2 separate regions of the Homo sapiens genome follow, and region 2 is linked to region 1. Evidence: chromatin contacts called from ENCODE Hi-C data. All regions are on one chromosome and are shown on one strand. Each heading gives the region's core, a stretch centred on a gene start or an enhancer-like site at or near the end of the contact. The rest is flanking DNA. Distances are from core to core; before and after follow the strand shown. Region 1 overlaps RC3H2 (ring finger and CCCH-type domains 2). Region 2 overlaps CRB2 (crumbs cell polarity complex component 2).

What was found. A loop is a pair of places that touch in the nucleus more often than their neighbours do. Pooled maps may share reads with other maps.
Region 2: a loop to region 1 is called in a map of breast epithelium, with 14 times the contacts of the local background. The contact joins two enhancer-like sites. A Hi-C loop is called at or near these places in 1 of 168 maps with a recorded cell type or tissue (breast epithelium) and 2 of 50 pooled maps.

The regions. Positions count from the first base shown.
Region 1 is chr9:122,898,083-122,903,156 of GRCh38, forward strand. All of the region lies in intron 1 of RC3H2 (ring finger and CCCH-type domains 2), which reads right to left. Among named protein-coding and RNA genes, the nearest start is that of RC3H2, 4.7 kb to the right of the region's middle. Within about 2 kb of position 2,894, at least 7 of the 41 ENCODE cell types and tissues checked have a DNase peak (open chromatin) inside an H3K27ac peak, as active enhancers do.
Region 2 is chr9:123,374,132-123,378,948 of GRCh38, forward strand. It overlaps CRB2 (crumbs cell polarity complex component 2), which reads left to right. Exons shown (of 13, transcript NM_173689.7): 11 at 448-564; 12 at 1,086-1,212; 13 at 2,707-4,622. The coding sequence ends at 2,931. Among named protein-coding and RNA genes, the nearest start is that of CRB2, 20 kb to the left of the region's middle. RefSeq lists enhancers at 1,573-2,191, 2,192-2,809, 4,805-4,817. Within about 2 kb of position 1,725, at least 6 of the 41 ENCODE cell types and tissues checked have a DNase peak (open chromatin) inside an H3K27ac peak, as active enhancers do.

The DNA.
Region 1 (5,074 bases), core at 1,644-4,143:
AAGAGGAAATCTCTGACAAGACTTGGCTAGGAAGCAAAATGAGGCACTGAAAATCAACATATAAGAGAAGACTGTGATGACTGAGAGATGATTAAGAGAGCTGTTTGTTCATAAATGAAAGACTAATGCTGACCACAACATACAGTGCCAAAGTAAAACAAAAAAATTGTCTTAAATATCTTGTATTGTTCAATACAATACTTCTGATAAAACTACATTATTTAGCGATTGATATATATAACCAAAAACTGTAAAGTCCAATGAGGAAGACACAGAAGAATAAAACATTATTCTAAAAAGTTATATATGCATGATTAAAAACTGAAAAGGCACATAGAAAAAAACAGTGAGAGAATTTTTCTTATTTCTGAGATCAAAATGTTCCTGCTGGGCGTGGTGGCTCACACCTATAATCCCAGCACTTTGAGAGGCCGAGGTGGGAGGATCACCTGAGGTCAGGAGCTTGAGAACAGCCTGACCAACATGGATAAACCCTGTCTCTACTAAAAATACAAAATTAGCCAGACGTGGTGGCACATGCCTGTAATTCCAGCTACTAGGGAGGCTGAGGCAGGAGAATCACTTGAATGTGGAAGGCGGAGATTGCAGTGAGCCGAGATCACGTCATCGCACTCCAGCCTGGACAAAAAGAGCGAAACTTAATCTCAAAAAAAAAAAAAAAAGTTCCATAAGTTTAGTAAAGTAAAAGATTTAGTAGCAAAACGATACTAATTTGAACACACTAAACTTCCCAGAATTTCTTTATCTTCCAATTCAAGACTTAACATAAGTCTGACAAAAGCTCTCTGGTGAACAAGAAATCTAGGTATTTAGGGCAATCAAACAACTAATACTTTATTTCACAGGAATGTTTACCAACCCAAATATATTAGTTCCACAGAAATTAGATGTTTAAAAATGTAGTCACATTCAAAGAGAAAAAATATATAACAGAAAGTATTCTCAATTATGCCAACATACAAAAAAATTCTATTAGCCTTTATTGTGTTTTTTTTTTTTTTTTTTTTTTTTTTTTCAGAGACAGAGTCTCCCTCTGTCGCCCAGACTGGAGTGCAATGGTGTGATCTTGGCTCACTGCAACCTCTGCCTCCCAGGTTCAAGTGATTCTCCCGCCTTGGCCTCCCAAGTAACTGGGACGGCACCCACCATCATGCCTGGCTAATTTTTGTAGAGACAGGGTTTCTCCATGTTGGCCAGGCTGGTCTTGAACTCCTGACCTCAGGTGATCTGCCCACCTCAGCCTCCCAAAGTGCTGGGATTGCAGGCGTGAGCCACCGCGCCCGGCCCTGCGCTTTTATATTCACAAAAACAGAGATTAAAAAAAATCTTGGTAAAAATGAATTACAGGGCTTGCTATGTAAAAAGCACCCCTATACAAACTTTCTCAAACAGCTCTAATGCAAATTATCTAATATCGTTATCTTTAAAGTAACCAAATCTTCCAAGTTATAATTTTACAACTTTCATCCTCAAATTACCACATCTATTAATGCCATCAATCTAAAAACCAATTAGTTTCCTTCCAACTTTAGAGATAAGCACTGAGCAGATGAATATATCACTCCCTAAAACTACTGAACATTTTTAACATCCAGTTTTCTGGTTTGCAGAGTTATACAAGAAAAGGCCTTTGAGGAAGAATGAATTTCATCTTAAATCTACTGAAAGCCCTAATATAGTTAATAACTTGAACTGATTAAATATTTATGAAAACAGGACACTGCGTGTAGTTTTTCATAATGGCCACCTGTTTGGAAATGTTAATTCTGTGGGTTAGGGTATCACAGGCCACCTGGTAGTACAAAATAAGAGCAAATACCTTTTCCTTAGTTTTCCAAAGCCTTTCTGAAATGCTTTATATTAAAGCACATAAGTGTGGGGCTTGGGGTGGGGGAGTTTCAACCATACAGAAAAATGCTATCTTTCATATTGTCACCTACTACACAGTTTTAAACTGTTTCAAACTATACCAGAGCACACTTAATAGTTTTATGTTACAATAGTCCTTAGTATAGTTTTATGTTACAATAGTCCTTAGTGTGTTTCAGCATAGAAACATCAGAGGTTTTAACATAATTAATACTGAGAAGTTTAATTTCTACCACAAATTGAATTAATACCTTTAAGATATAAAGGTAAAACACTGCCAAAATTTTGGCAATAACTCTACCAAATTTTCTTCTCTGTGTCAGAGTCTAGCTTTCTGACAGTAAATTATCAACTAAACTTCCCTTATACGATCAGATGTAAGAAACGCTTTGATTTTCCAAATATGTTTTTCTTCAGTAATATTATCAGTAAATCCTAGATTCCTTAATTAAGATAAATCAATATAAAATTTTACCTAAAACATAGAAGAAACTTCATTCCTTCAAAACAGGCACTTTGTAAACATTTACCTAGAAAATATTTTTGTAACTACCAAAAATGGTAAATATCCTATAGTTTTTATAATTTAAAGAGCATATAAATGAACCATGGAGCACTAAGACTACATATTAATTTGCAAAACTTCTAGACCTATACTAATACATTTTATGCAACTTATTTGAGTCTATGTAAGTCTAAATTGCTATGAATATTTATAGTTACTACTGAAGTATTCTTCTCAAATAATCAAAACATTTCAAACTGAGATAAAATGGACTAAAAGGCCTACAACTCAAGATACCTAAAGTGATTCCTTAAGAAAAACATTCTAATTATTTGTATTAACTAATTTTAGTTACCAGTTACAAAAATTGAAAAAGGATAATAAGATAAAGCATAGGAGTGAGAAATGCTAAATTAAAGGTGGGACCATAAACAATTTTTCGCTCAAATAATTTTCCAGACTGTAAGTTCCTTGCTATGAGTGCTGACACATAAAACAGGAAGCACAATAGGCATCTCTTATATGATTCAAATTACAAACTGCTTTATTAAGAGCCAGCTAAATACTTTCATTTTCTCTTATTAGTCCACCATATTATGCAGCCAGTTCAGGTCTACGGCATCTGATTTTAAAATGCCAGAATAAAGTTTATGCTTCTTTAACTGTCATATATGTATACATCATTTTACAATTCTCTTAATAAAAATGTAAACCTTAGGGCTTAGTTCTTCTAATTAAAACCATTGTTTTCATTCTTGTTAACCTATGTGAGGAATATAAGCTACTGAAATGGACTGTCACAGTACTTCCCCGTTTAGAAAACTTAAAAATAATTAGTTTTGTTCTTAAAAAATGATATTTAAAGCATAAGCACAATTTGGATCTCTAGCTAAAAGACAAGTAAAAACCAAAACAGCAATGGAAACAACCTGTAAGCTAGAAACTCAGTACTGGAGAAAAAGGAATTGAATTGCAATTTAAAAGACTGCTATAATATGTGATTTTGCCGTTAACGTGTGAAGTATATATGACTCAAATTTTACTTCTTAAATACACTATGTGGTTGAACTGTTTTAAAATAAATATTAGATATAACTTCCAATGCATTCTTTTTTTTTTTTTTTTTTTTGAGATGGAGGAGTCTCACTCTGTTGCCTAGGCTGGAGTGCGGTGGTGCGATTTCGGCTCACTGCAACCTCCGCCTCCCGGTTTCATACGATTCTCCTGCCTCAGCCTCCTGAGTAGCTGGGATTACAAGTGCGCACCACCATGCCCGGTTAATTTTTGTATTTTTAGTAGAGACAGGGTTTCACCTGTGGGTCAGGCTGATCTCAAACTCCTGACCTCGTGATCTGCCCACCTTGGCCTCCCAAAGTCCTGGGATTACAGGCATGAGCCTCGGCGCCCAGTCTCAATGCATTCTAATAGGGCAATAATGAGATAACTACTTCTTTTTTTTTTTTTTTTTTGAGACGGAGTTTCGCTCTTGTTGCCCAGGCTGTAGTGCAATGGCGCGATCTCGGCTCACTGCAACCTCCGTCTCCCGGGTTCAAGCGATTCTCCTGCCTCAGCCTCCGGAGTAGCTGGGATTACAGGCATGCGCCACCAGGCCCAGCTAATTTTTTGTAATTTTAGTAGAGATGGGGTTTATCCATGTTGGTCAGGCTGGTCTCGAACTCCTGACCTCAGGTGATCCACCCGCCTCAGCCTTCCAAAGTGCTGGGATTACAGGCGTGAGCCACCGCGCCCAGCCAACTTTCTATTTTAACAAGTATAACTAATATTAGTGATGACGAGAAAAATACTTTCTTTGAGATAGAACTTACTTCTGCCTATCAAATCATAGCCAATGGATAACTTCATCCTTCATATTACCAAAGTCCTTAGCTCTTTAATTATTCTGATTGTAACAGGATAATCTATCTGGAAGTTTTGGGTTTTTATACATCTACTTTTATTCCACTAACATATTTCTTGGAAGAGTAATGCTGATCTACAACAGTAATATCCGATAGAAATATGTGAGCCATTATAATCCGAGTAATTTTTAATTTTCTGGTAGTCACATTAAAAAAGGTTAAAAGAGGCTAGGCGTGGTGGCTCACGCCTGTAATCCCAGCACTTTGGGAGGCGGAGGCGGGAGGTGGGTGGATCACTTGAGGTCATGAGTTCCAGACCAGCCTGGTCAACATGGCAAAACCCCATCTCTACTAAAAATACAAAAATTAGCCTGGTGTAGTGGTGCCTTCCTGTAATCCCAACTACTCAGGAGTCTGAGGCATGAGAATTGCTTGAACCTGGAAGCAGAGGTTGCAGTGAACCCGAATGGTGCCACTGCACTCCAGCATGGGTGATAGAGAGAGACTGTCTCAAAAAAAAAAAAAAAAAAGTTAAAATAGCTAAAATTATTTTTAGTAATATATTTTATTTATCCCAGTTTATACAAAATATCATTTCAACATGTTGTCAATATTAAAATTACTGAGATATTAAAAAAAATCTTGGTACTAAGTCTTTGAAATCTGGTATTTTACACCTAAAGCACATCTCAATTCACAGAAGCCACATTTCAAATCTTCAACTGTCACATGTGGCCACTGGCTAGTACTGGACAGTGCAACTCTAGAATATTTAAATTATAAAGTAATACTTAGAACTTTTATCAGGAAATTGAGGTAA
Region 2 (4,817 bases), core at 475-2,974, 470 kb after region 1:
GCTGTGGTCTGGGGCTGGGAGCCGCCTGCCGCTTACACGGAGGTTCATCCCTATTGGTGGCTGGTTGGGGTGGAGGGAGGGGGTCAGGCTTTGGCGCTTCCCTTATTCATCTGGCAGTGGCTCTCCCGGGAGCCCAGCGTGTGGAAGGGGATCTGGCTGTGGCCTGACCCCTCCCTCTCCCCTCAAGGAATGTCCAGGCGTTGTGTTTAGGAGCTGCTTTTGTTCAGAGTCCTTACACTTTGTTGTCCTGAGTCCTCTGAGACTCTGGAAAGCGAGTGCAACCCTGTGTCCCTTCCCTCCCATCAGGGACCTCAATCCCATGCCCAATAGAGGAAGGCCCTGAGTTCCATACATGAGAACACAAGCTCAGGTGGCCCACGGTCACAGCGCTGGGGAGGGCAGGTCCCAGGTGTCCTGCACCCACTCCAGCCTCTGCTCTCTCCCCAGGTTGCCTGTCCCATCCAAGGAGTGCAGCCTGAATGTCACCTGCCTCGATGGCAGCCCATGTGAGGGTGGCTCTCCCGCTGCCAACTGCAGCTGCCTGGAGGGTCTTGCTGGCCAGAGGTGGGTCTGGGGGCCTGGGAACTGTGAGGAGGTCCAATGAATGTGGAGGGCTGTTCCTCCAGCCAGGGTGGGGCGGGGGTCCTCGCCCACCTTCTCACCCCTCCCTGGTATCACAGTCACCATTGTCACTTGAGTTTCCTTCCATGACTCGCAAGACCATCCTCTGTGATACAGACTGCTGCTGGGCAGTGGTTGCCTGGTGGCAGTTCTGGAAACCCAGCCTCAGCCCGCCTGTGGGAGACCATAAAAGTGCAGATTCTGGGCCCTGCAGACAGTGGCGTCAGCGTCTGGGGCACCTGCCTTCACACAGGCTCCCGTCACCCTAATGGGATGAGAGTCCTTCTCAGTGACGGCTGCTCAGGTGGTCACCTGGCAGGGCCCAGCTGGGCAGGAGCAGCGCATGGGGACAGTGGATGGATAAGCTCTGATGCTTGCTGAAGTGGGGATGGGCAGCAGAGCAGCTGGGAGCACAAGAGGCAGCCATGGGGGAAGCCGCTTTCTCAGCCCCCCTCCCTCTCCAGGTGTCAGGTCCCCACTCTCCCCTGTGAAGCCAACCCCTGCTTGAATGGGGGCACCTGCCGGGCAGCTGGAGGGGTGTCTGAATGTATCTGCAATGCCAGATTCTCCGGCCAGTTCTGTGAAGTGGCGGTGAGTGTTGTCAGGGGTGAGGGGCCGTGGACGTGGCCTGCTGGGCCCTTGGCGAGATGCTGCTGGGGAGAGAGCGCAGCACCATGGGGCTGTTCCTGGGCCACTCTGTCATGGGGTGGGGCAGTGAGAGGAGCCTCAGGTCCCTTCCACACCCCCCACACAAGAGGTATTTCCACTGCAGGGAGAGCTTTGGGGGCTGTCACCGTCTATTGACAAGAGCACAAAGCTCCTAGCTGGGTCAGCGGCTTCCTCAGAGTGCCCAGGGCAGTGGCAGTGAGGACAGATGGTCTCTGCCAATCCAACCAGGACTCAGGGCCATGTTGGTGTTCTGGGATTTAGGTTGGTGAATCCAGGAGACTCATCTCCAGGGGTTTCTGAGCCAGTGTCCTGAGTAGGAAGACACGGAGGGGCAGGGGGCCTGGGAGTCCGCACTGGAGCAGGCTCGGCCCGCTGTGCAGGCTGGCCCCAACCCCGGGTGGCTCAGCCCAGGAGGAGCCTGGACAGACGAAGGCAGCAGGCGCTGGAGCTGTGAACCTCCCCGCCACACCCCTTCCTGGGGCGGGGTGGGGGGAGTGGGTGCTGGCGAGGAGAGGCTTGGAAGGGAAGTCTGGGGAGCAGCCTTGATCTCTACAGGCTTCTGGCAGCCTGGGTCATAAACCACAAATCCCCTCCGCTTACGGGGAATGTTTCCTTTCAAGTTGAACTTTTACAGCCTCTGGCTTCCCTACCCAGCCACCTCCCCAGGGCAGGGGGAGGAAATGGCTTTACAGCTCCTCCCTCAAAATGTCCAACGGTGGAGGCTGGCAGGACCCTCTCAGGACCAGAGGAACTTTCCTGTCAAGTTTTAGGACCCAGGTCACAGTGGGCTGGGAAGCCTGGAGGTACAGAGGGAGGCTGGTGAGTCCCAGAGCCCATGCCTCTGGAATCCTCGCATCCTGGGACTACAGAGTCCCAGGCATGTAGAGGCTTTGATGGGGAATCCTGGGAGCCTGTGACTGGAGACACCAGGGAGGTTTGCTGGGCTCCCCGAAGCCTGGGCCGAGGCTCGCAGGGACAAGCTGTCATAACAGCCCCTCGGCCCCCCTGCCACCCTGCCCCCGCAGGTGGGCCCCAGTGGATTCTGACCTTGCTATTGTGGCAGGGGGCCGCTCAGCCTGCCCCTGCTCCTGCTCTGCCTCATGAGACCCTCGTAGGCTTCTGTGAAACCCATGCACCCTGCTTAGCTCCTGCCGGGTGTTCAATAAACGCCCATCTCTGTCCTTCTAGCCAGAACTCCTTTGTTGTATAGGCCTCCCCGAGCAGTGGCTGTGACAGGTGGTTTCCTGGCACTTGCCTGCATACCCCTGGGGCTGGGTCTTCACTGCTCCCAGGGCAGCCTGCTCCCAGCTCTGATTTTCTCTGAGTAGGTCCTTGTGCTGCGCTCTCTGCTCTCTGAGGGCCCCGGCGTCCTCCCCTTCTCTGCGGTCTTAGGCCTCGGTGTCGTGTCTCTTGCAGAAGGGCCTGCCCCTGCCGCTGCCATTCCCACTGCTGGAGGTGGCCGTACCTGCAGCCTGTGCCTGCCTCCTCCTCCTCCTCCTGGGCCTCCTTTCAGGGATCCTGGCAGCCCGAAAGCGCCGCCAGTCTGAGGGCACCTACAGCCCAAGCCAGCAGGAGGTGGCTGGGGCCCGGCTGGAGATGGACAGTGTCCTCAAGGTGCCACCGGAGGAGAGACTCATCTAGGCCAGCCTGGCTGCTGGCACCAGCACCTGGAGGTCCTGAATGGTTTCTACCTGGAGACCCAAGGAAGCTGCTTCCAGGGCTCGGGACATTGCTACGGAAGTGTCCCCTTGGCTGGCAGCCTCTGCCTCTGCCTCTGCCCCATCCTGGATGGAGGACGAGGGGAGCAACTCAGGGAAACAGAGGCCTAGAGAGGCTGCGGACTTCTCCATCCCACCCTCGGGGTTCCGCCTTGGCAGGTGTACGGCTGTGCGTGGGAGGGCACACGTGGGTTCACAGTGTGTTCAGGAGTGTGTGTATCTGGAGGAGTGTGTGTGTGAGTGTGTACCTGGGCCTGTGTTAGTCTGCAGATGCTAGTGTGAGTGTGTCCTGACATGGCTCCAGGGCGTGTCTGCCGTGTTTACTGTGTGTCTATGACTGTGATGGGTGTAGCTGATCCCAGGAGGTGGCGGCTGCGCCATGGGGTCAACCATTACAGTCCTAGGGCAGGGGCGGCCCAAGGCTGCATGTTCTCCAGGAGGCCAGGCCGGGGTTGCCCAGGCACCTCCTTCCCCGCCTCTGGGGGCTGCTCCTGCTGTGGAGGCAGCTGGGAAGTCAGGGAAGGCCACTAGCAGAGGCTGAGTGGGCTTCTGGCTCCTAGAACAAATGTCCCTTCAGGCAGGTCTGTCTGCCAGAAGCCAGAGCCAGTCATGCGAGGGAACCACAGACCCACCCGCCCCCTCAGCCGGAGCAGCCCGAGGGAGCAGAGGAGGGGCTGCCTGGAGCTTCCCACCCTGCTGTGGTCATTTGTCAAAGGGGGAAGGCACCCACTGCCTACCTCACAGGGCTGTTGTGAGGATCAGAGAGGACGACAGTGGGGAAAGAATCTGGAAGTCTTCAACTGCCGTCTGATGGGAAGGACCGTCTGGGTGTCCTTCTGGGATGAGGATGACAGAGCAACCCTTCTCCTGCCCTGAACCCCCCCAGCTCACCTGACCACCTCTGGTTCTCCAGCTCCGGTCCTTCCTAGCAGCCTGGTGAGCTCACTCCTTCCCCTGATGACTGGCTGCCTCTACACAGACTCGGCGAGAGGACTTGAAGGAAGCCCTCTGGGTTGTCTGCTGAGTACAGGGGCTCAGTGAACACTGGCGCTGCCTCTGAGTCGGGGCTGGGCCTGCAGAGGCCGACTCAGAGGAGACTCTGCTGCTTGCTCCCAGCCCCTTCCCCGGCGATGCCCATCACACTGTGACCTCCCATCCCTGAAGGGCACCTGCCTGAGGGCCTGGCCTCCTTCCAGCTTCATGGACCTGGAGATGTGCCCTTTCATCCTTCCTGCTTCCCAGGCCAGTAGATCCGTTTACACTTTTGGGTCGACAGTCAGCTTTTCCTTTTGGTTTTGGCGGGTCCCAGAGGCATGGGTGTCCAGTCCAATGTGGGGAGCCACGTGACAACGTGGGGGACTGGGACATGGGACTGGGAAGTCAGCAGACGCTGGGATAGAGAGGGCCCTGAACACCAGGCTCAGGGGCTTGCTTGGTCCTTATCCTGTAGGAGGTGGGACCACCTTTCCCTGAACTTTCTCTACAACCCTTGGGAGCGTGGGGAGGAGGCGGCTGGTTCCAGGGTCAGTTTACTAAGTTAGAGATTTGGAAAACCTGTGTCAGCTGTAACTCCTAGGATATTTTATGTGGAACCTAACATGCAGATGAAAGCTGGCTGTCCCCTGTCCTCTTCCTGGCTCCTGTGGGTTCGGGTGCCTGTTTTTTGTTTTTTTTTTTTTTTTTTTTTTTTTTTGAGATGGAGTCTAGTTCTGTCACCCAGGCTGGAGTGCAGTGGCGAGATCTCGGCTCACTGCAACCTCCGCCTCCCAGGTTCAAGCAATTCCCTGCCTCAGCCTCTGGAGTAGCTGG